Regions from separate parts of the Homo sapiens genome. Here regions 1, 2, 4 and 5 are each linked to region 3. The links are chromatin loops, found by intact Hi-C in ENCODE. Cell type or tissue: gastrocnemius medialis. All regions are shown on one strand.

Region 1 (5,000 bases), 140 kb after region 3:
GTGCCTGGTCAGTGCCTTAAATGGACCCAGGGTGTCAGCCCCCTCTGCCTCGACTTCAACAGAGTTAATGTTTCCCCAGAGACTAATAGAGGGACCGATATTAGGGATTCCGGGGACAAGTACGAACAGGTCTTTCGATTTACATTTAAAAGCAGTAGAGAGCAGGAAGGAGATTTCTGGCATTTGTGCAGTTTAAAAACCAACTAGACAAAAAATCTTGATGGAGCTGTTTCCCAATCAGCCTGGCAGTCCTCTCAGCATTGACGTCGTGAGAATGAAAGCTTCTCTGAGAGTGCCATTGGGCGGTGTCCCTTCCAAGTTCTCCAGGAAGCAAATTTTGGACCCTGGCCGCTGACTCAGTGTGGCCTGCTGGGTGGCTCCCTGTGCCTGGGAGGCGGCCCTGTCAGTGTCCCTGGGCTCAGCCCATAAGCAAGTGCCCCAGGTGATCCTGCTCCCATTCAGTGACTGGAGAGGCAGAGGGAAGGGGCTCCCGGGCAGTGCGGGTTCCAGGTGGGCACAGCTGGTAAGCCGGGCGGCTGGGCAGGGCTCTGCTTCAGGTGTGCAGAGTGGGTGTGAGTTCTGCACAGCACAGGAGGTGGTTTCTGCCCTTACCCATTGGGCAGGGAAGGAAGCTTGAGAAATCAGACTTGATTTTAGCAGGACAGGAGCTTGTGGGCTTCTGAAAGAATGCACGCCTCAGTGGTACAGGGTTCTGGGGGTATATGCAGCGGCTGCTCCTCTCCTCCTCCCCTGAGCCCTCTAATACTGATCTCGCACTTTCCTGGCCTTGTCCAACATCTTGGGAGGCAGAAAAGCATAGTTTATATGTGTGCTTGTCTTTATACAAGGCTCTGTGTGTGAGTGTGACTGTGGGTGTTTATTTAACTCAAGAAAAGTCCAAGGGACCCCTCACACAGAGGAGGTGAGGTGCATTGGACAACCTGGGCCAGGACTTGGAGGACATGTCTGCCCCGATGATGACTTAGGCCCAGTCCCTTAGTATCCTTGGGATATAGCCCCCTGATCTGCCCCAAAGGTGGAGTTGGGCGACAGGAGGGAGGCTTGGAGATCATTTCTCGTGTCCCTTCCAGCTCTGAAATCTGTGAGCAATGTTGTCCAGTAAGGCTGTCTCTACCAGGTAACACATGACTGCCAAGTGGGTATTTTAATCACTGTGATTTCAGAATAACAGGGCGAGCTCTCACAGAGCATTCATTGCTTCATCGATCATGCAGTCCCTGTGGAACCTGAGTTGATGGCGGGTCTACAGTCAGTTCAGTTTACTTGTAGCTGTCATTGATCAGGTGCAAACATGCTTTTCAAAGCCTGGAATCATTTTTTTTAAGTTGGATCATATTTGCTTATTATAATTGGTAAAATTTGAGTGTTGCCCCTAGGCTCTCAGAGGGAACAGTTTGGAAAGTGCTTCCTTCCAAGAAGAGACGAGATGGTACTGCGCATAAGCCTCCTTTAGGGTTGGGTCTTTATGCAGGCAGATAGTAAGTGCTTCTGGAACGTTTTGAGTTCTGCCCCCTACTCCATGAGCCGCCGCAAGATCTGGCTTGTTGGGACCTCATGGGCCAGTGGTCAGGCCCAGCATTATGAATCTCTTTTGGCCAAGTTCCTGGGATAGGCCTGTTTCTTCTTTAATAACTGCAGTGTGAAACAAGTCTTATTTTGAGTAAGAGAGTGAGGCCCCGGGTGGCGTTTTTGTGTTTGCCTAAGGGAGATGCCTCATCTCCAGCCACCCAGATGTGACTGGAGAGAGCCATGATGCTGCTTTTGTTTGTCTCTAATTACACTTAATAAGATGGGGGCAAGGGAGGAAGGCATAAGAGTGCCATAGAAACTCCAATTTCCCCTAAAATTAGAAACCCTGAAACTCATGAGTTGAATAGAAAAACCTAGATAATTTGCCGCCCCCTTTCTCTATTTTGTTCACCTTGCTGGCTGATTCTGCCTGATTTTAAGTATTTGAAATATGTCTCAGCCAGATTTTCTGGTCCTCTTTCCTCACCTCTCCCCTCCCTTCCAACAGAAGGGAGGCCCCCATGTGGTCTTCTTGCCTAGCTGGGCCTCCTGTGCCCCAGAGCGAGAATCTGAGAACGCAGGAATTGGGTTGGGACTGTGGGAAATTTGCATGTGCCATGGTAACCAGCAAGGGGATCCTGGGGGATCTCAGGTTAATGATTAAGCCCTGAGCCTTCATTCAAGCCAGGCAGTGGCAGTGGCCCTCAGGATTTGCAGCCACCTGCCAAACGCAGGGCCTCTTACTTCTGTTAGCTTTTCAGGCCGAGTGAAGATGGAAACTGTCTTGGAGGGATACCGAGGGGCTGGCCGTGTGCTAGTGAATTTGCTAGCAGCCACAGCCCTGCCGTGTCCTCCTCTGAGATGAGAGTGTGGGCCAGCAGGTTAGAACTCTGAGGTTCAGCTTTCATCAATTGCACTCAGTTTTAAAAGCTCACATTTGTCTTTCTTTTTGCGTAAGCAGAAAGCATCCGACCCTTCCTGCTCTGGTGTTTTCTAGGGGCAGCAGTAAGTGGGCTTTTCCTCCTTCCCTGTTGGGCAGGAGAATGCGGAGCTGCTCATTAAAGTCAGCAGATGAGCAGATATTTGGTCTTCAGCTCTTTCATTTCCACCTCTTTGCGATATGAGACAGCAGACGTTCCCAAAAAGGGCTTGCGGTTTATGTTATCGGTAACCCATTTCATTCTTCCAGATGGTGAGTGAAGGACCTTAAACTCCATACAGAGAAACAGAGGCTGAAGCTGGGGAAGATTGAATAACCAGTGCCAGGGTGGGCTTCATCCTCTTATCGTGGGACCAGCTGTCCCAGTGACTTTCACTTGTCGGTACTGCAGTCCTTTCTGGAAAATGTCCTGGGACAAGGATGGTGCCCAGATGTGGCTGCATTAATTACTGTAAACCCCATAATGAAGAAGATGTCTCCTTACAGCCCCCTTTCAGTCCTTGAATGGCCTCTAGGAGAAAGTCTGAATGTGACCTCCCTTTCTAAAAAGCAAGGAGTGGGACCAGGAGGAAACAGGCCGCAGGATCCCGGCCTTCTGCAGGCAGTGGGGCCCCAAATATATAATAATGTTGTTTTGTTTCAGTTATGCTTGTTTTTATGGAAATCTTCTGTATGGCACAGATACTAGTGTCTCCTTTATGGCAATGAGATAGTTTCTTTTTTAAAAAGTGAGTAGATTTAAGAGAAAATATTAAATAATAGTACTGGTGGCATATGCCAGACTTGATGAACAGCCCATGTTTGAGAAACCCTGTTTGGCTGCAGCAACACATGTGCAGCAAGGAGGGCCAGCAGTATTGGTGAGGAAGCTCCAGGAGTGACTGAGAAAGAGATCTTACTGGAAAGTCTGGCAGAGTCAGTGCGTGCACAGCAAGACCGTCACGGTGGCAGTTTCTTTCCGGGATGGGCAGGCAGGTTTGTACAGGTTTTGCTGCAAAAATGAGGAGTGTGTGTGCATGTGCATACTGTTTTTTCCTTCAGTAGCAGTAATATTTTACCCTTAAAAATGCCTCTTGAGGCTGGGAGCGGTGGCTTATGCCTGTAATTCCAGCACTTTGGGAGGCTGAGGCAGATGGATCACTTGAGGTCAGGAGTTCGAGACCAGCCTGGCCAACATGGTGAAACCCCGTCTCTACTGAAAATACAAAATTTAGCCGAGTGTGGTGGCGGGCGCCTGTGGTCCCAGCTACTCGGGAGGCTGAGGCAGGAGAATGGCATGAACTCGGGAGGCAGAGGGGCGGAGGGTGCAGTGAGCCGAGATTGCACCACTGCACTCCAGCCTGGGCAATAGAGTGAGACTCAGTCTCAAAAAAAAAAAAAAAAAAAAGGCTCTTGACCAACCAACTCTACTTACACACAACTTGATGTGACAATTCTATTTAGATAATTTCAACCACAGGGAAACAGCTCAGGAGTTTCCAAGTAAAAAGCCCAATGGGGAAAATCTCCTTTTCAAATTCTCCCACTTTCCGGACAGTCCAGTGGTTCTCAAACTTTTGTCATTGTCAGCATTGCTTGGGGAAGCTTATAGAAGATGGAGGACCCACCCTGCTGCACCCAGCTAGGCCTCTGTGCGCTGTTTCTCCCAGGGTGATCCCGATAACACTAGTGTTTGAGATCGTGGCCCAGGTTGTGAGTCCCAGCCCTGGCTGCCATTAGAATTTCCTGGAGACTGTTAAAGCTATTGAGGCCTGGATCCCACCCTAGCAAAGCCCCACTGGAATCTTGGGGTGGGGCCTGGGCATTGGAATTTTTAAAATGCGCCTCAGGTGATGCGGTTGTGTGGGCAGGTGGAGACTCACTGGCTTTGATGGAGACTCTTAGGGAAACTTTAACGAACATGTGGGAATGCTTTGAGGAAGAAGCAAAGGGCGGCATGAGGCACTGAAAGAAATGAGTGCAGCTGCAGAGGAACCCTCAGATCTGAGTTAGGTTTTGAGGACTTCTATGAAAAAATGGAATTAGAAGTCAAGTAAGCCAGGGTGAGTGGGAGAGCAGCACCAGCCTGTTGGTTTTAGAGCAGGGCCAGGAGGGTTAACAGCTTCAGGATATGCCAAGGGCATCAGAAGGGTTCTTGAAGATTTGTTCAGAGCAAGAGGAACAAGGGTGCGATCAGCCTGAGGCAGAAGCCAAGCAATACACCATTAACTCAGGGAGGTGGAGGGAAGCAGCGCCTCTCTGTTTTCTGTTGGGCCCCTGGGCAGCAAGTGTAATCCAACCAGGAGCAAGAGGGAACTGAGGCAGAAACCACAGTCTGCTTTAAATGAAGTCCACCCCTAGGACTTATTTTCCTGGGCACTTGGGAACCTGGTTATTACCATCACAGGGTGGTTTTATCAGTCAATTGAAGTAGCTAAGAAGGGAGATCAAGGCACCGGACAACCAGAGGGGGCAAAAATTATCCCAGCTTTTGGGAAATTAGGAAAACGTGAATTCCAGAAACTATAGTCTGCTAAGGCTGGGCTTCATT
Region 2 (5,000 bases), 300 kb after region 3:
AGAAATGAAAATGCTTGTTGGCACATTCATGTGGGTTGACCATGGCTTCTTTAATTCATTTGGAGACATTTTGGAGTCTGTGGAATCGGGCGGGGGTGCTGCTGAGAGGAGTGGGATGGGAAAGCATGGACTCCCTTTGGGCAGGGGGTCCTGACCTCACACCTCCTCCCAGAGGGTCTCTTGCAAATCCCACGAGGGTGTTGGAGAAAGCAGGCTGGGGCTCTAGCCTTTTGGGCAGGAGTCTCGGACACAGGAAGGGTGGTAATGGGGGACACCAGGAAACAGCCCCATGCCTCCGAGATGGGAGAGGGGCTGGGGCAGAGCCTGTGAGGGCCACAGCAGGGTCAGAGCTGCCTCCTCAGACCTGGCGTCCCAGTGGGAGGAGGTGGCTTGGGGAGGGGGGTCAGGAGAAGCTGATCCGAAGCACCGTCTGGGTGTGTGTTCCATTGTGGGTCTCCCCGGCATTAGGGGTTAGGGCTTGCGTGGGAAAAGTGGCTCAGTGTTCATGTGTGGGGTTCTGCCAGCCACTGGGCCACTGCCCAACAGCCCAGCTCCGCGTCCACGTGATGCCAACACATCCTGCTTGGCTCAGCAAGAATCCAGTTCCTCAGGCCCCAGTGTAGTCCTCGGAGCTGGCAGCACCAGCAGCAACTGGGAGCTTGTTGGAAACGCGGCATCCCGCGCACCGCCCCCCTGCCCCGTGACACACACACATACCTACCTGAGAGATCAGAGCCTTCGTTTTCACAACACCCCAGGTGAGACACACACATTAAAGCTGAGAAGCCGGCTGGGCATGGTGGCTCACGCCTGTAATCCCAGCACTTTGGGAGGCCGAGACAGGCAGATCATCTGAGGTCTGGAGTTTGTGACCAGTCTGGCTAACATGACAAAACCCCGTCTCTACTAAAAATAATAATAATTTAAAAAAAGTAGCCGGGTGTGGTGGCGGGCACCTGTAATCCCAGCTACTCGGGAGGCTGAGGGGGGAGAATCGCTTGAACCCAGGAGGCAGATGTTGCATTGAGCCAATAATGCGCCATTGCACTCCAGCCTGGGTGACAAGAGTGAAATTCCGTCTCAAAATTAAAAACAAAACAAAACAACAACAACAACAAAAACACAAACCTGAGAAGCCCCGGTCCGGGAGCGGACTCCTGGCTGTGTTGCTGAGATGCACGGCTGTCGCGCAGGGCACAGAGCTTTTCTGGAGCCTGAGGTTGACACTACACCTTCTCCTGCCACCTGAGACTCTGCTGCTAGAAGAGGGAGGGGAGAGAGAGGGGCGAAGTCGGCTAGGGCGGCCAGGAGGCAGACACCAAACCCGAGCTGGGAGCCGTGTGTTGCTAGGACCCCAGCGTCCCCTGCTGAGCTCCTTCCTTGGTTCTGACCAGGAGAAGGAAATGGGGCTCAGTCTCTTAAGAAGCCTTCCTTGGCCAGCTCCAAACCCGGGAGGGTCCCCAATCCCTCAGACGAGGATGCTGTGGCCCACACTTGCCTCGACATGTTGCCTTCCCAGGGACCACATCCGTATGAGACAAACTCACATGGGACAGGTGGCCCCAGAGCAAAACGCTAAGACAGTGTCTAAGAAGAAGCTCAAGGCCTTCCCAGAAGCGCTGGCCTCATGTGAGAATCCCACCCACGCCAGACCCCGTTTCAGATCCTTTGTGAGGGAGGCAGGCCTGTGCCCCCTGCCCTACCACAGGTCTTTGGACAAGCAACGAAGCTCCATCTTCTGCTGTCACACCTGGCAGCCATTTCAGAGGAGCCATGGCCTGCCTGGGTTGTCCCTCTGTGGGGGATCTGTCCAGGCTGCGACACCCACCAGCTCCCCACTCTGTATAACTGAGGGCCACATTCCCTACAAAACAGCCCCCAACCCCCCTCCCCCGCCACACACACATACAGTGTGATTAAAGTAAAATGCAATTCATGTAAATATCTCCATCAAGGAATCATACAGGGAAGACCCAAGTGGCCGTTGGGAACAGACTGGGTGTTAGTTTTTTAAATACAGAGGCATAAATAACTGTACACAAGGCAGTTAAATACACAGTGGTGTGACAGCACCTCCTGGTGGTCACTTGAAGTGGTGCACTCAGCAGCGGGTTCCATCTTTCACCCACTTGCCAGGCCTGGCGTTGAAGATTTCGTCTCCAAGGGACCAGGAAGGCCCCAGCTTGAGAGAGGAGGCTCTGATCAATCCAGGGTGCTACTTGGTAGGAGGTCAAGTAAAGGGCTTGATGGGGAATGAAGTGAAAAAATAAGATGTGAGGCTGGGGGATATCACTTTCCTCCATCTCCCCAGGCCCTGTGACCTCGGATAATGCAGAGCTGGCTCCGTGGTTAAGTTCTGTGCCGGCAGCTTTAACCCCTCCTACGGGCCGTCAGAGCGCTGACATCTCCAGGCTCCTGGGCTGCACTGCCGCCTTGTCTGCTTGTAGGGAAATACAGCACCAAAGATATCTTCGTGATAGCACTTCTGGCTCTTTTAGGTGGAAACAGAGACCAAAGTGTCAAGTCCAGGCTGGGATGAGCCCCCGGGGTTGCCCAGCTTCCCTATCACATGGACCTCCATGAGCCATCTGTCTTCCCAACTGTCATACTAAGATTGTGCTTGAATCTGGTTTAGACTCTAACGGCCCTCAGCACCTGCTCTGGTGCGGGCCCTCTAACCATCTCCAAAGCTTTACTTAGCATACCCATTTCCTGCCCAGCACTCATCCCCCACCCAAGATACTCCAGGAGGTGTGAGCTCTGAGATAAATATGTTTGGGAAATGCCACATCCTTTCTTTCCTTCCAGCCTTGAAGGGTCCTGATGAGCAGCAGCATGCTGAAGGCTTCCAGAAGTCTTGTAGTAAAGCAACGTGTTTGCCTTGCCTTAACTAAGCATGTCCCAGGCTATTCGACCTTGGAACCTTTTTGATGCCAACTGTCTACCGACCCATTCAACGCATTTGGGGAAATGCCTGTTATCTCCTCACTGTTCTTCAAACACACCAGCTTAACTCCCACCCCCGGGGCCTTTGTACCTGCTGCCCCTCCAGAACAGCCCAGAGTGTTTCCTTCAGTATCCACAGGGCTCCTCCTCACCATCTCAGGTTTATTCTCAGATGCCGCCTTCCAGCTCCGCCTTCCCTGGCCACCCTATTTAAAATTACACTCCCCAGCGTTCTCTGGGCTGTTTCCTGCTGTTTTTCTCTGAAGCACTACAGCTCTTCCTTGTTTGGGTTTGTCAGCCCCAGTAGAATGTAAAGAATTTTTGCCTGATTCATTTACTGCTCTATCCCTAGCACATAGTAGGTGCTCAAAAAATGTTTGGTTGAACGTACGAATGTGTCTTAGGGAGAGTATGGAAGTGACAATCACAGGCTTTGGTACCACAGAGAGGCAGACTGAGCTCTAGGCTTTCATATTCACTGCTGTGGTCCCCGTAGGCCCCCTTCCCTCTGCAAAATGGGGTGCCTCCCTCACAAAATCCTCGGCAGCACTGAACAAAATGTCACAGCAGAATCTTTGGCAAGTAGTATGCCCAGTGTAAGCCCTTGATAAATATCACTATTATCTTCATCAATAAAATGCAAGCCCTTCCTGCTGGGGGGATGAGGGTGAGCAGACGCCAGCCTGGGTGTAAATAAGAAGTGTGAGGTTCACACGAGGCTGACAAGGGGCAGCCTTGCTCTCCCCTGTGTTCACAGCCTTGCTTTGGCCACACAGATACTTTCTGAAAGGGGGGTTTGGGGAGAGGCCAGGGAGACTCTCCTGCCCCCATTCTACAGATGGAAAAATGGAACACATTCCCCCGACTTCTCAAAGCTGCCAACTGGTCCAGGATGTGCAGTAGGGCCTTCTGACAGCCCACCCAGCTCAGATCTCAGCCACTGCTAAGATTCTCTTGGGGCCCAGAACTTTTCTGGGCCTGACTCCCCTGGGTCTACCTGCCACCCCTGGTCCTGGCTCCAACGGCCTGTGCCCTTGGCCGGCACCTTCAGCCCACACACCCACTACTATACCTTGAGCTGAAAGAAATAGTCCTCGACCTGCTCCTCATTCAATTTCAGCTTGGCAGCCACCAGCTGCTTCAGGGTGTGGGCCACATCCCAGGCCATGCGCATATCCCAGCAAACATAGAGGTGGCCTGGCTCCTCGTGGAGTACACGGAGCACCTTGCTGGCCAGCTGCTGCTGCAGGATGTCCTGAACATCGACCTGAAACCAGAGGAAGTGGTGGGTTCAGTCCCCAGCTGCTGGGGACAAGGCTTGCAGGCAGGCCTGCTGTCCTCAGGGAAGTGGGGAGAGGGCACTAAGGGGTGAGGAGTGAGTCCCCTCCCAGCCAGGACCTTGCATGGGGCCAGGCTTAGGATGAGGCGCACAGATGCCCCTGGGGCTGGGCTGGGATTAGAGAGATAAATGCTGGACACAGTCCTGCCCTCGAGGGGCTGACCATCCAGTGGGGATCCCAGACTGTCTCTGAATTTGCCATGCCTCAAAGAAGCATCAGTGAAGCCAGTCCCCCTGCCCAGGGCTCTGTCTATACTCTGGAAAAGGTAGCCTCTCAATGCAGACTGTCCATCAGGTCCCTGCAGGGTACGGATCCCGGGCTTCGCAGTTAGAAGGTCCAGGAGTCAGTCGGGGACTCTCTGCTCCTGCTCCACACAGGATGCCCAGTGGCCCCAGCACTGGGCACAGAGCACTGGACCCGAGAGGTGCCCTGATGGGACAAATGTGTGAGGACCGAGAGTCTGTTCTGACACCTCCGGCTCAGGAGACAACGCGGCCCTGGGGGCAGCAGAGCCTGTCTGAGGGCCGTGGTGGAAGCGTTGGCCGCCCTCCAGTCTTGCTGGGCTTGACACAGCCAGCCTGGATCACCTCTCCCTGGGCAGTCGCATGTCCCAGGGGTCCTGCTGGGGACCTTCAGCAGGCTAAGCTCTGGGCTTAACCCGCGTGTGACCTAGGTTAGTCCTGAACCTCTCCGGGCCTGTCGCTTATGCTGTAT
Region 3 (5,000 bases):
AATGTTGACATTTGTTAAACCTGTGTGGGCAAGTACAGAGGTCTATTTAGTATTCTTTGTGCCATATTATATTATATTATATTATATTTTTTGAGACAGAATCTCACTCTGTCACCCAGGCTGGAATGCAGTGGCACAATCTCGGCTCACTGCAGTCTCTGCCTCCAGGGTTCAAGCCATCCTCCTTCCTCAGCCTCCCAAGTAGCTGAGATTACAGGCACCTGCCACCATCCCTGGCTAATTTTTGTATTTTTAGTAGAGACAAGGTTTCACCATGTTGGCCAGGCTGGTCTTGAACTCCTGGCCTCAAGTGATCTGCAAGCCTTGACCCCCTGCTCCCCCAAAGTGCTGGGATTACAGGCATGAGCCGCTGTGCCCAGCCTGGGTTTGTTATTAAAGGCAGTTTGGCTCTCAGTGCACCCCTTTCCCACGTGATGCCTTCTGACATGTTATGACATGAGGCCCTCCCCAGAGGCCAAGCAGATGCAGTCCCTTGACCTAGGACTTCCCAGCCTCTAGAATTGTAAGAAATAAATTCTTTTCTTTATAATTTACCCAGTCTCTGGTGTTCAGTTATAGCAATAGGAAACAGATGAAGACACTGTTTTCCACAGTGGCTGGAACATTTTACATTCCCTCCAACTGCACAAGGGCTTCACTTTCTTCACATTCTTGTCCACACTTGTTATTTTCTGTTTTTGTTTTACAGTAGCCATTCTGATGGGTGTGAGGTGATATCTCATTGTGTGGCTTAAAAAAAAAAACATTACTTTTATTGGAAACAAATAATGTGCCTCAAGATGTTGGCAACAAGTCATGATATAGACATATATTTCATACAGTGTGTTTCTCCCTTTAATTACATTCCAGCAGGAGGTGGAATACCTCCTTGGCTATGAGGAGCATAAGTATTTGATGGGTTGTGTAAGTTGGTCTCCTCATACTTGTACACACGCCAAGCATTTCCCCTCCAAAGTATCATATTCAGAAAGACAAAGATCACAGATACATTTAGGAATCCCATGCTGGTCACAGAGCCAAAATAACACATTATTATGATTTCTTACAAGCAGAAGTTCCTGAACAATATTTTGACCAGTAGTTATTTTAATATCTGCAAGAGCTTTTGCCCAAGCGAGCTTTTGAAGTGCTCACCAATCGCAAAAGATGGCAACAAGAGTAATGACAAAGCCAATCATGGGAAGTTTATGACTACCCTGATATAGGTTCCTGTAACCAACATAAAGCACGACAGCAATGCAGTACAGGAAGACAGAGACTGCAAATGTAATGGAATTGTGCAGAAGCACAGTCATCTCCTAGGAGGACTTGACTTTCCAATTTATATCATACACATTAATACCTGGAGGTGACTGAAATGATGCCTGATTTAACCTGAATGGATAATCAGAAGTAGCTGTAATAGTTTCGTCAGTAACTGTAGGAGGACAATTCACTTGAATTTCTGTTTGCTCTTAAAAACCTCCACAGGTGGCAAAAGAGAAGATGGAAGCCATCTACTCCAGGCCCTTGAGGAAGCTGAGCGGCTCCCTGAGTAGGGTTGAGGTGGATCCAGAAGGCAACATCCTCTGGAAGGAAGGAGAGTCAGGATGGTGGGGGCCTCACTATGGTTTTGATTTGCGTTTCCCTAAAGATTAGTGATGTTGAACATCTTCCCAAGTGCTTATTGGCCGCTTGTTTATTTTCTTTGGAGAAATGCCTATTCAAGTCCTTTGCCCATTTTTGAATCAGGATTGATTTTCTATGGTCTAGCTGTAGTTCTTTATACACTGTGGATATTGATTCCTTATCAGAGCTATGATTTGAAAATATTTTCTCCCATTCTATAGGTTGCTTTTTTCACTCTGTTGATTATACTCTTTGACACACCCATGGAGAAGATTTTAAAGGGCAGGTAGAAGTCAGACAGTTTGAGCAGCAGCGTAGTGAAGAGAAGGCCTTTCAATCGAAGGAAATAGTCTGTGCAAACACACAGAGGAGAGAACCGCAACATGCAGGTAGTTGGGTCTTGCTAGTACACTGGTGAGGGGTAGGAGGTGGGGACAGGTGAGACTGGAGGAACCACATGACAGAGGACGGTTCTAGGTCCGCCAAGTAGCAGGACTTCGTTCTAAGGTGGCACTACTCAAAAGAGTGGTCTGAGGACCCTGGCCCAGCACCCCCTACTAGGAGTTTGTTAAAAATGCAAATTCCGGCTGGGATCCTGGCTGATGCCTGTAATCCCAGCACGTTGCCGAGCTGAGGCGGGAGGATTGCTTGAGTCTAGGAGTTTGAGACCAGCCTGGGCAACACAGTGAGACCCCATCTCAATAAAAAAGGATAATTTAAAAAATGCAAATTCATGGAGGCCCAGTTTTGTCCTGCTGAATCAGAATCTCCGGGGTGGGGCCGGGGGATCCGGGTTTTAACCTGCCCCCGGGATTATTCTGAGGTTCAGTAGAGTTTAAGGGAAGTGGAGGAACCGCCAAGGGGTCGGCTAAGGTTTTGGAAACATCCTTGGTGAGAAAGACGGCCCGGGTTGTTCTTCAGGCCGGGCACCCTGGGCTTGGCTGCGTCCCCATCCTCTTCCAGCCACCCCGTCCCCACACGACCCCGCCTGAGTTCTGGCCGCCTTCCGACCCCTCGGGGCCCGCCCTGCGCCCCAGCCTCCTCCCCGCCGTGGGGTCCGGGGTCAGGGGCGCGCGGCTGCAGTCAGGCCCACATTCCTCTTACTTCCCGCCATTGTCCTGGGTTCCTGTGGCCGCGTCTCCACACTCGCTCCCGGCCGCCCCACGGTCCCAGGGAGTGATGACTCATTTCCTTTCCTCCGCTGACATCATCGTGCCCCCAGCGTGGCCCGGCCGGGGCGGCGGCCTCCGCCCTCCCAGGTCTCCTCCCAGCCCCTCTCGGCGAGCGGGCGCAGGCGCGGTGCGGCCCTTCTCGGCCGGCAGGGGGCGCCGGAGCCCGCCGGGGCCTCTAGGGCCTCCCCAGCCACGGCCCGGGCCGGCGAAGAGGGAGGGGCAGAGAGCCGCCGCGGTCCCGCTCTCCCGGGGAGAGCCTGGCTGGGAGTCAGAGCTCTCACGGTAACGGATAGGGAAGCTGAGTTCCGAGCCTTGACCAAGGCAGCACAGCCCACCCTGAGAAGTGGGGGACTGGAATTCAGGACGCTCGGCCCCAGGCCCGTGGTTTCCCACAGACTTGCAGGTGTTAATCCTCCCGCACCCCCTGGTATGTATTTTCAGCACAAAGTCTGCAGACAATATTCCCCCGATTTCCATCACTTGTGGGCCCTGAAGCGTGGTCGCCCCTGGAACCAGCAGGATCCGAGGGCCACTTGGGCTCCACCTGGGAAGCACGTGGAGCCTGCATTTATTGGGCGGCGCTGCCCCCGGCTGACCTGGCTGTGTCGGGAGATGCCCCTCACCCTCGCATCCACCCCGGCTTCCCAGCACCCACTGCTGGTCCTCAGGACCCGACCCTGTCCCCTCTGCCTTCCCTGTCAGGTTTCAGGGAGGCAGAGGAACTCACTCAGCCTGAAAATTTCAGATATTTCATAAGACCTAGAGCCACGTAAGAGTGCGTCCCTTTAAGACACATGGAAGAAGTCATGCAAGGCCACACGGTGAGCTAGAGCTGAAATCATACCTGTCCTGCCTCAGACCTGTCACCTCTCATGCTGCCCAGATAATGAATGCAAAATGCTCCACCCAGTGTCTGACAGTAGTGTAAGCACTCAATGAATGGTAGTCATTGTCATTAGGAAGCTAGTTGCCTAACTTCTCAGAGCCTCAGGCTTCTTCATCTGTAAAATGGACGCAGTAGTACGATACCTTATTGTGAGGATTAAATGAGCTCATGCATGGAAGGTACTTACAGCAGTGGTGTCCAGCAAGCATGCAACAGTCCACCAGCGCTTGGGCTCCATGAAAGGGGGGTTCTGTTGTCTGTTTCTTGTTTGTTTGTTTTGTTTTGTTTAGACAGGGTCTTACTCTGTCGCCCAGGCTGGAGTGCAGTGGTGCGATCATGGCTTACTGCAGCCTTGACCTCCCCAGGCTCAAGAGATCCTCCCATCTCAGCCTCCCAAGTAGCTGGTACTACAGGCAAGTGCTACCATGTCTGGCTAATTTTTACATTTTTTGTAGAGACAGGGCTTCACCGTGTTGAATCCTGACCAGACTGTCAGGCTCGTCTCAAACTCCTGGTCTCAAGCCATCCACCCGCCTCAGCTTCCCAAAGTGTTGGGATTACAGGAGTAAGCCACCGCACCCGGCCCCTGTTGTTGTCTTTTCTTCTTTAATTGACAAATAAAATCTTATATATTTATAATATACAACATGATGCTTTTATATATGTATACACTATGTGTGTCACTGGAAGGGCAAAGTGAAATTAATTAACATATATGCATTATTCTGCATACGTGTATGTGTGTTGTCTTTGTGTACTACTGTATCTTTAGCACCTAAAACAGTGTCTGGCACAAAGTAAGAACCCAGTAAGTGGAAAGAAGGAAGGGAGGGAGGGAGGAAGGAAGGAAGGGAGGAAGGAAGGAAGGAAGGAAGGAAGGAAGGAAACCAACCTATTATTACTGCCTCAGCTGATTTTCCTCCAGGATTTAGGCCTGTCAGAGCAGCCCTGGTGGACCGTAGAGGAAGATTCCTGAGGGCCTGTTTGCTTGAGGGCTAGAGGGCTCCCTGGGAAGCAGTCATCCTGAGGAAAGAGAGTTGAAGCGCATAAGAGCATTTCAAGGACAGGGCGAGGAGAAAAGAGGCATTTGGGGTAGAGCCTCCTCGGTGTTCACAGGAGCACTGTGGAAAGCAGTGGACGATTTCAGGAAGATGCCAGAACAAGCATCATCACAGTTAATCAGTGGTAGCTTCAGGACAATCTGGTGGCCTTGCACCTGCTTTGGACACTGATAATTTGGTGGCTTTGGTTATTGGTTTTGCTTTTATTTGTTAAATTTTTATTTACTTATTTAGTTATTTGAGATGGAGTCT
Region 4 (5,000 bases), 220 kb after region 3:
AAAAAGAAGAAAAGTGCATTGTCACCAAAATGGGGGTGGGGCTCACATCTGTAATCCCAGCAATTTGGGAGGCCGAGGCAGGAGGATTGCTTGAAGCCAGGAGTTTGAGACCAGCCAGACTGACATAGTGAAACCTCGTCTCTTTTTTAAAAAAAGTTGTAGTGGGTAGGAGTGGGCAAGAACATGGACTTGAGGAGTTCCGCCCATCTGCCACCTTCTAAGCCACTGAGGCCTAGGACCTGGCTAGGCTTCAGGTGAGGCCACGAGCCCAGAGCCGCATTGCTTCTGGATTGCACAGGGCTCTGGGCCCACAAGGCACTCATGTGACTTGGCGTCCCTTAGGCAGAGGGAGGTGATTCTCAGGGCAGACCTCAGGGACATCTTGACCTTGGCTCCCTTCTTGGACTAGTGCAGAAAACCTGGAAGGAATGAAACCTTTGCACTTGGGCAGGGAATGCGTGCTGGAAACTGGCTCGCCCTCCCGGGGGCATGGTATATCCTGGCGTTGGTTACTGGCAAGTGTGTCTGGACACCTGGATCCTGGTCCTGGCACCATTGTTTGGGGTGACCCAGGCAGGTTTTCTCCTCTGTGAAATGAGTGCTGACTAGATTGTCCCTAAGTTCCCTTTGGAGCCTGCCTTTGATCTCGGCAGAGAAGGGGTTTCTTCCCATCCCCTTGAAGATCCATTGGCCCCTTTCGTGCCCCTAGAGCCTGGTAGCTGTGGCATTGGTCTCCCCAGCTTCTCCTCGGCCATCTGCTCAGGGTCTCTGTTGAGGTCCCATAGCTTTGATGCCTGTTACTGCTGTGGGGCAGAAGTTGTTTTCAAGGTTTCTGGAAAACCACAGAGGGGCTGCCTGAGGGGAGCAGGAGCTCCTGAGACACCTGTCTCCTAGTTGGACCCCCATGGGGCAGCTCCAAAACCCGACAGCTCTTGTTCCTAGGCGGAGGAGCCTGGTTCTTCTGTCTCCAGCTCTGGGCTCACTTGCTGTGGCCTGGCTCATCTCCCATCTGAATGGACAGACCACCCCAAAGGACAGACCTCACGTGCTAAACACTGGGACATGTCCCTCTGGTGGACGGCATCTGTGATTTGGCTTCTGGCCCCACAAGGGACCCACCAGACTCCAAGGCTGGTGCCCGAGGCCTATTTGATAGTCTGGACGCCCTCTGGCACCAGGGCCCTCACTGGCTGAATTCCGAGCTCTTGCCCTGTGCATGTGGAGGAGGAGGGGACTCGTCTGACCATTCTCTTTTTCAATGGTGTGTCCGAGCAGGGGAGAATGGGGAGGGGGAGCAGTAAAGATGCCGGGGACATGGCCACACCCAGGAACCCCTGTTTAGTTCTGTCAGTGCCTTGACCCCCAGGAGAGCTGGGGTCCCCCATGGGGAGTTACATCTCTAGCCACACCTAGCACCCTGCACCCTCCTCATAGGATTACCGCATCCCAGTTTGCCGGCAACAGTCCCAGCTGAGGCCTGCTGTCAGGGCTCTGCCTTCCGTAGAGGAATAGTGTCCCTGTTGAGGGGCACGTCCTGTCCCTACCCTCCTCTGTAGCCCCATCCTCAGCCAGCTGCCATCCCTGAAAGGGCCTCTGATCCCAGGCCCTCAGCTTTAGCCCCTGCACATAGCCCTATTTTGTGCAGGGCGGGACTTTCTCATTTGCCAGTCCCCTAGAAGTCAAGTGTCACCCAAGGTTAACGCAGCTTTTTGGCTGTGGCTCACCCTCCCACGTTCCATCCTGACCCACTTTTCCTTTTGAATGTTCTTTAAACATTTAAAAAATTTAATGTATTCATTTTGACTCAAGTTCTAGTGTGGGATCTTGTGGATAATACTGTTTCTTTTTTTAAAAAGAATTAAAATTTTACAATCACGCATTTTGTAAAATGTTACAAAACATCCTGGGAGTAGGGAAACCCACTCTGTAGAAGCCTTCCCATCTCCTCTCTACATTTTGGGAGTAATTGGGGGACACACCAGTGCCCAAAGCTGGAGTAGCTGTGTGTGTTTCTCTAATGCAGGACACATCCGGCCATTTTCACACAGGAGCCTGGTTTTAGAAATGTGTGTTGATGATGCAGAGAAAGGTGACAAGATGTGGGTGTGCCCGCAAGCCTGTCCTGCTGACTGTGTGCTGGGGGTTAGGTGGGGAGGTGGGAAAGGAGGAGGAGCCAGGCCCAGGGCCACCAGCAGGTGGAGCCCAACAGCATTGCTATGTGTTTGGGGGTTGCCAAACTCTGGCCCTTGGGCCAAATCTAGCCCAGCACTATTTTTTGTAGAGCCTTGTGAACTAAGAATGGTTTTTACATTTTGAACTGGCGGGAGGAATTAAAAACAACAGAATATTTCGTGACCCGTAAAAGTTACATGAAATTTGTTTCAGTATCCATAGTTAAATTTTATGGGAGCACAGCCACACCCATTTGTGTACGTGTTGTCTGTGGCTCTGGTGGTGCCACAGCAGCAGAGTGGAGCAGTTTCGACAGAGACCATGTGGCCCACAAAGCTGAAGAGACTCTGTGTGGCTTTCAGAAAAAGTTTGCCTATTCTCACACTATGTATTATACCTCTGGATTTATAGAAGGAGGAATGGGGCCTTTCCACGCTGATAGGGAGAGCAAGGAGGCAGCCACAGGACAAGCTTTCCAGGAGGGTGGGCTGGCCTGGAGAGAAAGTGGTGGCTGTGGTGACAGCGGGTGCAGCTGGAAGCTAGATATCTGGTCCCAGGCAGAGTTGAAAAGTGCCAGCCTCCTCCAAAGGACTGGAGTGGAGGCTAAGTGGGATTAAAAGGGAACATGGAGAGACCTCCTTGGAGGAGCCTCCTGCAGCTGCTTTAAACCCCACTGCCAGAGCTCACCCTAGCTGGGCCCAGGGATAGAGCGGTGTGGGGTCTGGAAAGTCATATGTGACCTGTGATGCCAGTGGTGGCAAATAAACGCTGCCCTGGGAAAAAGGGCTCACTTCATAATGCAAGGCAGTGGACACAAGGGCTGGCTGGTGGTGGGTTGAGATGGCCTTGTTCTGTGTGGCCTTGAGCAAGTTACCCGCCCTCTCTCAGCCTTATCTCCCATCTCAGGCTGTTAGGAGGATTGCATGTGCTGACCTCTGTGGTTCATCTGACAGTGCCTGGCACGCAGGACATGTGTAATAAATGCTTATTGCCCTTTCTTGAACCCCTCTCATCTCTTTCTCCCCTTTGACCTCTATTCCTCCACACCCACCACTGTACCTTCTTTCTAAACAAGCTTTCAATCCCAGGCTTACCAATGCATACGTGAGAAGAAGCCAATCCTGAAGGTTCCAGTTCAAGCCCAGCTCCCTACTGTGAGCCCCTATTTGCTTTGTGGAGAGGGAGGCAGGGACCTGGGCACAGGAGAGGACGTCTCCTGGGACAGCTGTGAGTTTGGGCTGGGCTCGAGTTCAGTGGAAGGAATGTGGCCTCCTGAACACAGCCGTGCTGTGGCCACATCTGCCTTCTGGTCTGGACATCCCCAGACCTGTTCTGTCCTGGGCTGCCTTAGCCAGACTTTGGGCCCCAACGCCTGTCTGCCCTCATGGTCCGCACCTCCAGAAATTCTGATTTGGCCGGTCTGAAGTGGGGCCCAAGCATTGCGATTCATTTTTAAAGTCCCTGGAAAATTCCAGGGCACAACCCGGATTGAGAGCCGTTGATTTGTTCTAGGCAGAACCACTCATTTTATAAATGGGAAATCCGAAGCCCAAAGAGGGGCGGGGACTTGTCCGAGGTCAGGGGCATTGCGGGGACCCAGTCTGGCTCTTTGCTTCACTGTGTTGGCCTCTAGGGAATGGTGTTAAGAGGGGAGTTTGCCCTCAAGGAACCAACTGACTCTCCTGGGAGGGGGTTTTGTTTGCCTTGCTTCCCAGGGGTGGGGTAGTGAGGAGGCTGGGCCCGGAACTGGCCACAAGCAAAGCCAACATCCCCAGGCTTTCTGCTGATTTCTGTGGAAGCCCCTGGAGGCTGCCTGACCTGGGCTCTTGCCTCAGCCCTTCCTGTGCCTCCCAGAATATCTGACTGTTACTATCCAAGTCTCACTCCTCCCTCTCCATGAGCCCCAATGGTGGGTGCAGGTAGGAGAAACATCTGTCAGGTGCTCCCTTGCCAATTTGAGACATGTGGCTCCCAGCCTGGGCTGCCATAGAAACCTTCTCCACTTGCTCCTCTCTCTCTCTCTCCTTCCAGCCCCGCTGGGCTCTGGCCTCAGAGGGATGTGCAGGGTCCTATGTCACCACCCACAGGGCTCTAGGAGCCCACCTTTGGCCTCTCTGGTCTGACCAGTTCCTGGGGAAAGGTCTGGGGTTAAGGATCCCTTTCATCACCCATGCACACCAGTGATCCAGGTTCCACAGATGGACCTGTGTTCCAGCAGCACTGCCTGAGGCATGTTCTAGGGATGCAAAACTGAACAGAAACACAGAGCCTGGGTTTGCTTCTTGATCTTCCTTCAACCCAGCTTTCACCCGTGTTCTTGCGTGAAGTGCAGTGTGTTTGTATACGTGGCCGGTACAGCAGCGGTGCCGCCCCTGGCATTTTCCTGGTCCACCTGACTGGCCACAGGGAGTGTGGCGCCTCTCAGTGTCAGCAGGCCCAGGTTTCTAAGTATAGACCCCAGGCAGCCCCGTGGCTGCTAGTAAATCCCTGGATACCATTTGATACCTAACTGGCCCTGAGCTGCCGGCTTACCCAGCATGGCCTGTGACGCCAGCCTCTGCCAGCTGCTGGGGGAGGGGGTAGCACGTTGCCCAAACCCATCCTCACCCTCCACTGGAGAGAATGGAGACCAGCAGTCTCCTGCTAATGACATGACTGGATTGTCACAGACTGGGAGTGACCTCAGCACTCAACTGGCCCTGCTCTCCAATTATTATCAGAAAGAATAACTTAATCCCACCTACTGGAGAACATATCTCCTGGTTTGAGAGAGACAGGCAGAGGCAGGGAGCCAATGATCTCTGATGCTGTCACTCTGCTCCTCATTC
Region 5 (5,000 bases), 250 kb after region 3:
CAGTCAATTGTTCTTTATTTGTAGGGGACTGGAAGCTGCTCTGGAAGAATTCCTGTACACTATTGTAGACTTTATAAACACTAAACACTTAGGCTATACTAAATTTATTTTAAAATATTCTCCTCAATAATAAATTAACCTTAGCTTACAACTTTTTTACATTATAATCTTTAAACATTTTTTTTAACTTGGACTCTTTTGTAATAACACTTAGCCCAAAACAAACATATTGTATAGCTGTACAAAAACTTTTTTTTTGAATTTTTATAAGCTTTTTTCTATTTTTAAAATCCTTATTTTTTCTTTTACTTTTTAAACTTTTTTGTTAACTAAGACACACACGCTAGCCTAGGCCTGTGCAGCCTCAGGATCATCAATATCACTGTCTTCCACCTCCACATCTTGTCCCACCGGAAGGTCTTCGGGGCAGTGACATACATGGAGCTGGCATCTCCTGTGATAACAGTGCCACCTTCTGGATACCTCCTGAAGGACCTGCCTGAGGCTAGTTTACAGATAACTTTTTTTTTTTTTTTTTTTTTTTGGTAAGTAGAACAAGTATACTCTAAAATCATGATTAAAAGACTGGATGTGGTGGCTCACGCCTGTAATCCCAGCACTTTGGGAGGCCAAGGTGGGCGGATCACCTGAGATCAGGAGTTCAAGACCAGCCTGGCCAACATAGTGAAACCCCGTCTCTACTAAAAATACAAAAATTAGCCAGGCATGGTGGTGGGCTGGGTGCCTGTAATCCCAGCTATTTGGGAGGCTGAGGCAGGAGAATCGCTTGAACCCAGGAAGCAGAGGTTGCAGTGAGCTGAGATTGTGCCATTGCATTCCAGCCTGGACAACAGAGCAGGACTCTGTCTCAAAAAATAAATATATAAATAAAAAAAATTTTAAAAATGATTAAAAGTACAATATAGTAAATACATAAACCAGTAATACAGTTGTTTATTCTCATTATCAAGTAAGATGCTACCGTGCATAATCGTGCGTGCCATCCTTTTATACAGCTTGTAGTTCCGTGGATTATTTCCCGCCAGCGTCACCACAGACACGTGAGGAATGCATGGTGCTGCCCTGTTACCACAGCTACCACATCACTAGGCAAGAGGAATTTTCCCACTCCATTATAATTAGGGCCACCGTCATGTATGTGGTCCCTTGTTGACCAAAACAACATTCTGTGGCACATGACTGTATTTACACCCCCATTTGACAGTGAGACAGCTGGAGAGGTTAGCCAACTCCCTAAGGTCCCAGAGCCTAGTTATGTGGCAGAATTGAGGTTGGAACATGCTGTCAGCTTCCAGAACCCCAGTGTATCCTTTTCAGTCACCTATGAGAGAGAGAGAAAAAAATGTGGGTAGGGAGTGGTAAGGTTGAGACACTCTGGAGGTACAGGTGGGGCTCAGGGGGAGGAGGCCATTCTTCCGTACATAACACTGTTAAACTTTTCAGAATCACTGTTTCTCTCCCATTGTATTTTGCCCTTCTGGGCTCACATGCATTTCACAGAGTGCTGGTGACCGGAGACGGGGTCTTGGAATGCCCAATCCTCCAGTGCAAGCCCCTTTAGTCCTGCAGACTCCTGCCAGGGCCCATTTTCTCCCAGCTCTTTTCCTCCTTCCTGCATGGTTTGGCCTGTCCTTGCCAGGTCCATCTGGGGTAGGGCTGTCCCAGCCCAGTAACAAGTCCCTGCCTCCCAAGCCGGTACCTGCAATTCCGCTCCTCCCTCCTGCGTTGGCCGTTCTGTGTGTGTGACTCACCTCCTCTTCTGTTTAAAGCTGCCTACTTCATTCATCATAGACAGCAGTTTATCTTTCCAGGTGAGTCCTTTGCATGGTTCCATTAACTGCCCTTTGCTGTGACCCCTTCTGTCCTGCCCACCTGGGCAGGGCGCCCTCTCTCTGGGTACCTTTGGAGATACTTGAGTCTCCCTCCACCTGTTCTGAGAGCTGACTGCCCATAGAGGATGGGAAGAGGGCAGGGCAAGTGCCCTGGTGGTAGGCCTCTTACGTGAGAAGTTCTTGCTGGGAGGGACCCTGGAATCCATCCCATCCAGCCTCTTGGCACAGAGACTGCAGGCAACCTTTTCAAGGTCACACTGCTAGGAGATGGCAGAAGGACTAGAATCTGGGTTTATAGAATGGGGAGAGGACTTTTTGCTAATGCCTTATGAGCATATGTCACCGTATCCTCCCTTGCACAATGATGGGAGGATATCTTATGCACAATGTCTTAGAGAAGTAGAAACCCATTTGGGAAGGTCTGCGGGCTTCTCTTAGTGGGCTTCACCCTTCTGTGCCTTACCACACAGTGCCATCTGCTGGCCATTGCTGGAAATGCCTCCTTATTGCAGAAAGTTTAAAGGAAAACGCTTTCAGTAAGTCAATACATTGAGTCCCTTCTGCAAAAGTTGTTTTCTACACTTACTATGTACCAACCTTTTCATTCCTGCCCCTAAAGTGCTTGAGATCAGTGCTTTTTACTGTAACTGAAGGTGATGAGCATAATGGTGTTTAAAACAAAGACTGTAGCTGTTTTTTTTTTGGATTGAACAGGACTGTCTTGAAGTCACAGTATTTTGGTTACTCCAGGCTTTTCTATTCCCTAAGCCAGCTCCATTAGGGGGTTGACTTGGAGCATCTGTGAGTCCTTAGAGGACCATCCATATGGCGTTGCTCAGGTGTGTGCAGGGCAGCAGTCAGGGCCCTGAGAACCCGCCTCCCGGAGGCTCCCTCTGAACAGCTGAGCAGCCTCTGCAGTTTCACACCGGTTTTTTGTTGTGGTTCCCCTGGTTACTAGCTCTAGGATGCACGCAGGGAATTACCCCAAAACATTGGGAAGATATGGCTCTTCTCCCAGAAGGGTCCATTTTCCCCCGAAGATATGTCACAGGGAGGGCAAGGAAATACATTTTTATTAAAGCAAACGTGGACACATTTTGGAGCAGAATGCATGATACACTCTTAACTTTTAAGCAAAAGCATGAGGATTCAGAGAGGCATTTTGCCTTCCCATCTGGGGTTTGGGGAGAAACCACACCCCAACTCTTACTACTTCCCTCATGCTTTAGGTGTGTGTTTGCCTCCTTTGGAACATTTGAGCAGTGTGGGATGGGTGGAAATGCCAGGCCCCTGCTGGTAGTCTGCAGACACACTGTGTCCGGGGGAGGCCTTACCGGTAGAGGCTTCTAAGGTTCTGATCCCCCAGAAATTGTGCACAGGATGTTGGGCACATGTGTGCATTTCCCTGATAAGAAGGCCCACGGCCTCTATCAGATTCTCCAAGTCTGTGAGGTCCCAGAGATGTTGACAGCCTGTGGTTCAGATGACCTTCAAAGGCAGAAGAAAGCCCTAGAAGAAGGTCGAGGGAGGTCTTTTGGCTGAGCGGGGAGAGTCTTTGTCCACACAGGCAGGAGAGAGGCCTTTGATAGCTTCAGCCACTGCCACTTCCTGTCTCTCTTTTTGCAGAAAAGAGCGGGGAGTGAGCCGTCCATGGCGGCCCTGGGGCCACCAATCTCCCTGTAGCACTTTGGTTCCATGCTGGAGTAACCTTTGGTTCTGGTCTTCCTGGACGTGGGACTTTTAGCGCCAAAACTGGGAACACCCCAGGCTCAGGGATCAGCCCCAGCTGCCCACTCTTGGGCCCCTGATATGTGGCGTTTCTTCCTCTCCCCTGAGAGCTGCTCCACCAGTGACCCATACCTGAAGCCGAGGGCTCGGGGCCTCTGTGCTGGAAATTCCCAGCAACTGTATCAGCCACCAGGTGTCGCTAATGAGCCACCTGCATGTCCTGCCACCGGCCTTGCTGGCCAAAGTGAGGGAATCTCATTAGTTTCAAGGGTTGTTGCAAGCAGCCCCTGCTTCCAAACAGCAGCTTTAGCCAGCCTGTCCAGTAAATGAGAGCCCAGTTTGCTTTTACCACTTGCTTGGTGGGGGGCAGTTTGGCCACAGGGGCGTGGTGGTAATGAGAAGTCTCACCCTCCCCACCTGCCCAGATCCCCTGCCCAGAGCCCCTGCCCAGAGCCCCTTCCTGAGACACAGCTGTGTATGCAGAAGCAGGTGCTGTGGAGGCTGCGTCCTTGCAAAATTTATGGAAGGGCCCAGGCTGGTCCTTGTGGGAGTGTCTGGGGAACATGTGGCAGTCCACTCAGGGGAAAATCAGCCTCTCTGGGGGTGCTGGGTTTCAAGCACGGTGTCTCTTTGGGGAGAGGAAAGCAATCTCATGCTTTGTGTTTGGTTTTTGTTTCCTCCAGACATTTCAGCCTTTGCACACGCAGCCCCGCTCCCTGAAGCTGCCGACGGTACCCGGTAGGCATCCCTAGGTGGTGTCCCCTTCGCTTCTTTGGGGAATTATTAAGGCTGGATCCATATCCCTGGCCACCTCCCACTCCACCTTTCCATCTCCAGCCAGCCAGATGCAGAACTCCCTGGGCTCATTCACCCTCTGGGCAAGTGAACTCCACAGAGGGTTTTATTTGCCTCCTATCAGTGCGGTCAACATTGGGTGGGGCCGCATGTGAAACTGGAGCAGTCTTGGGACCCAGGCGGGTTGGATAGAGGGCATTTGGAGTTAGAGAAGCCTAAGAATAGCTCCTGTGCAGAGCCCTTTCTCTACCAGGCCATGCTGAGCACTTGACTCACATTCCCGCATCTCACCCTCAGCGCGGTGGTAGGTATCAAAGTAGGTGTCATTCTTAACATACAGCCAGCCCAGAGAGGTTAAGAAATTACATAAGGTCACACAGCTAGGAAGCGATAGAGCTGGTTTTCCAAGTTGAGGCCGTCAGATTCCGAGTCCTGTGGGTGTGCTCTGAGACCCTGTGTAGCAGTGTCACATCTGAAAAGGGGCTTTGGGGATCACTGCCCACCTCTCAGCCCCCACCACCCTCAAGTTAGCCTAGGGAAGGCTGAGGCTGCACAAGGGGCAGGTCTGGCCCTCAGCCTCCTGCCTATTGCCATGCTATCCACGCGGCCTTTCCCCTAGCCAGG

The links. A loop is a pair of places that touch in the nucleus more often than their neighbours do. Peaks named below come from ENCODE experiments on the same cell type or tissue, not always from the same donor. Only the 100,000 strongest peaks of a DNase experiment are listed, where the experiment ranks them.
Region 1: a loop joins it to region 3, with 7 times the contacts of the local background. A loop is called at or near these places in 13 of 110 quality-filtered maps.
Region 2: it touches region 3 in a loop (5-fold over the local background); 30 of 110 quality-filtered maps call a loop at or near these places.
Region 4: it touches region 3 in a loop (3-fold over the local background); 3 of 110 quality-filtered maps call a loop at or near these places.
Region 5: a loop joins it to region 3, with 8 times the contacts of the local background. A loop is called at or near these places in 104 of 110 quality-filtered maps.

The regions. Positions count from the first base shown.
Region 1 is chr17:27,494,501-27,499,500 of GRCh38, forward strand. All of the region lies in intron 1 of KSR1 (kinase suppressor of ras 1), which reads left to right. Among named protein-coding and RNA genes, the nearest start is that of KSR1, 41 kb to the left of the region's middle. RefSeq lists enhancers at 1,454-1,523, 2,264-2,313. In gastrocnemius medialis, no CTCF peak of the experiment used is centred here; a DNase peak (open chromatin) is centred at 341; H3K4me3 peaks cover 405 bases; H3K27ac peaks cover 940 bases.
Region 2 is chr17:27,649,532-27,654,531 of GRCh38, forward strand. It overlaps LGALS9 (galectin 9), which reads left to right. Exons shown (of 11, transcript NM_009587.3): 11 at 1-29. It also overlaps the pseudogene NOS2P1. Among named protein-coding and RNA genes, the nearest start is that of LGALS9, 21 kb to the left of the region's middle. In gastrocnemius medialis, CTCF peaks have their summits at 2,077 (motif pointing left) and 2,283; DNase peaks (open chromatin) are centred at 590 and 2,083; H3K27ac peaks cover 576 bases.
Region 3 is chr17:27,350,999-27,355,998 of GRCh38, forward strand. It overlaps LINC03146 (long intergenic non-protein coding RNA 3146), which reads left to right. Exons shown (of 3, transcript XR_007065677.1): 3 at 1,492-2,359. LOC124903958 (a long non-coding RNA gene) reads right to left here and starts at 2,810. Exons shown (of 2, transcript XR_007065678.1): 1 at 2,734-2,810; 2 at 1-750. It also overlaps the pseudogene SYPL1P2. RefSeq lists silencers at 2,535-2,684, 2,705-3,104. In gastrocnemius medialis, a CTCF peak has its summit at 2,953 (motif pointing right); DNase peaks (open chromatin) are centred at 435 and 2,853; H3K4me3 peaks cover 1,719 bases; H3K27ac peaks cover 2,947 bases.
Region 4 is chr17:27,567,283-27,572,282 of GRCh38, forward strand. All of the region lies in intron 2 of KSR1 (kinase suppressor of ras 1), which reads left to right. Among named protein-coding and RNA genes, the nearest start is that of LGALS9, 61 kb to the right of the region's middle. RefSeq lists enhancers at 1-759, 2,513-3,273. In gastrocnemius medialis, CTCF peaks have their summits at 2,176 (motif pointing right) and 2,376; DNase peaks (open chromatin) are centred at 309, 2,189, 4,139, 4,639 and 1 weaker place; H3K27ac peaks cover 3,358 bases.
Region 5 is chr17:27,599,570-27,604,569 of GRCh38, forward strand. It overlaps KSR1 (kinase suppressor of ras 1), which reads left to right. Exons shown (of 21, transcript NM_001394583.1): 11 at 1,791-1,832; 12 at 4,265-4,319. Among named protein-coding and RNA genes, the nearest start is that of LGALS9, 29 kb to the right of the region's middle. In gastrocnemius medialis, CTCF peaks have their summits at 478 (motif pointing left), 687, 2,322 (motif pointing left), 3,771 (motif pointing right) and 1 weaker place; DNase peaks (open chromatin) are centred at 452, 2,312 and 3,772; H3K27ac peaks cover 339 bases.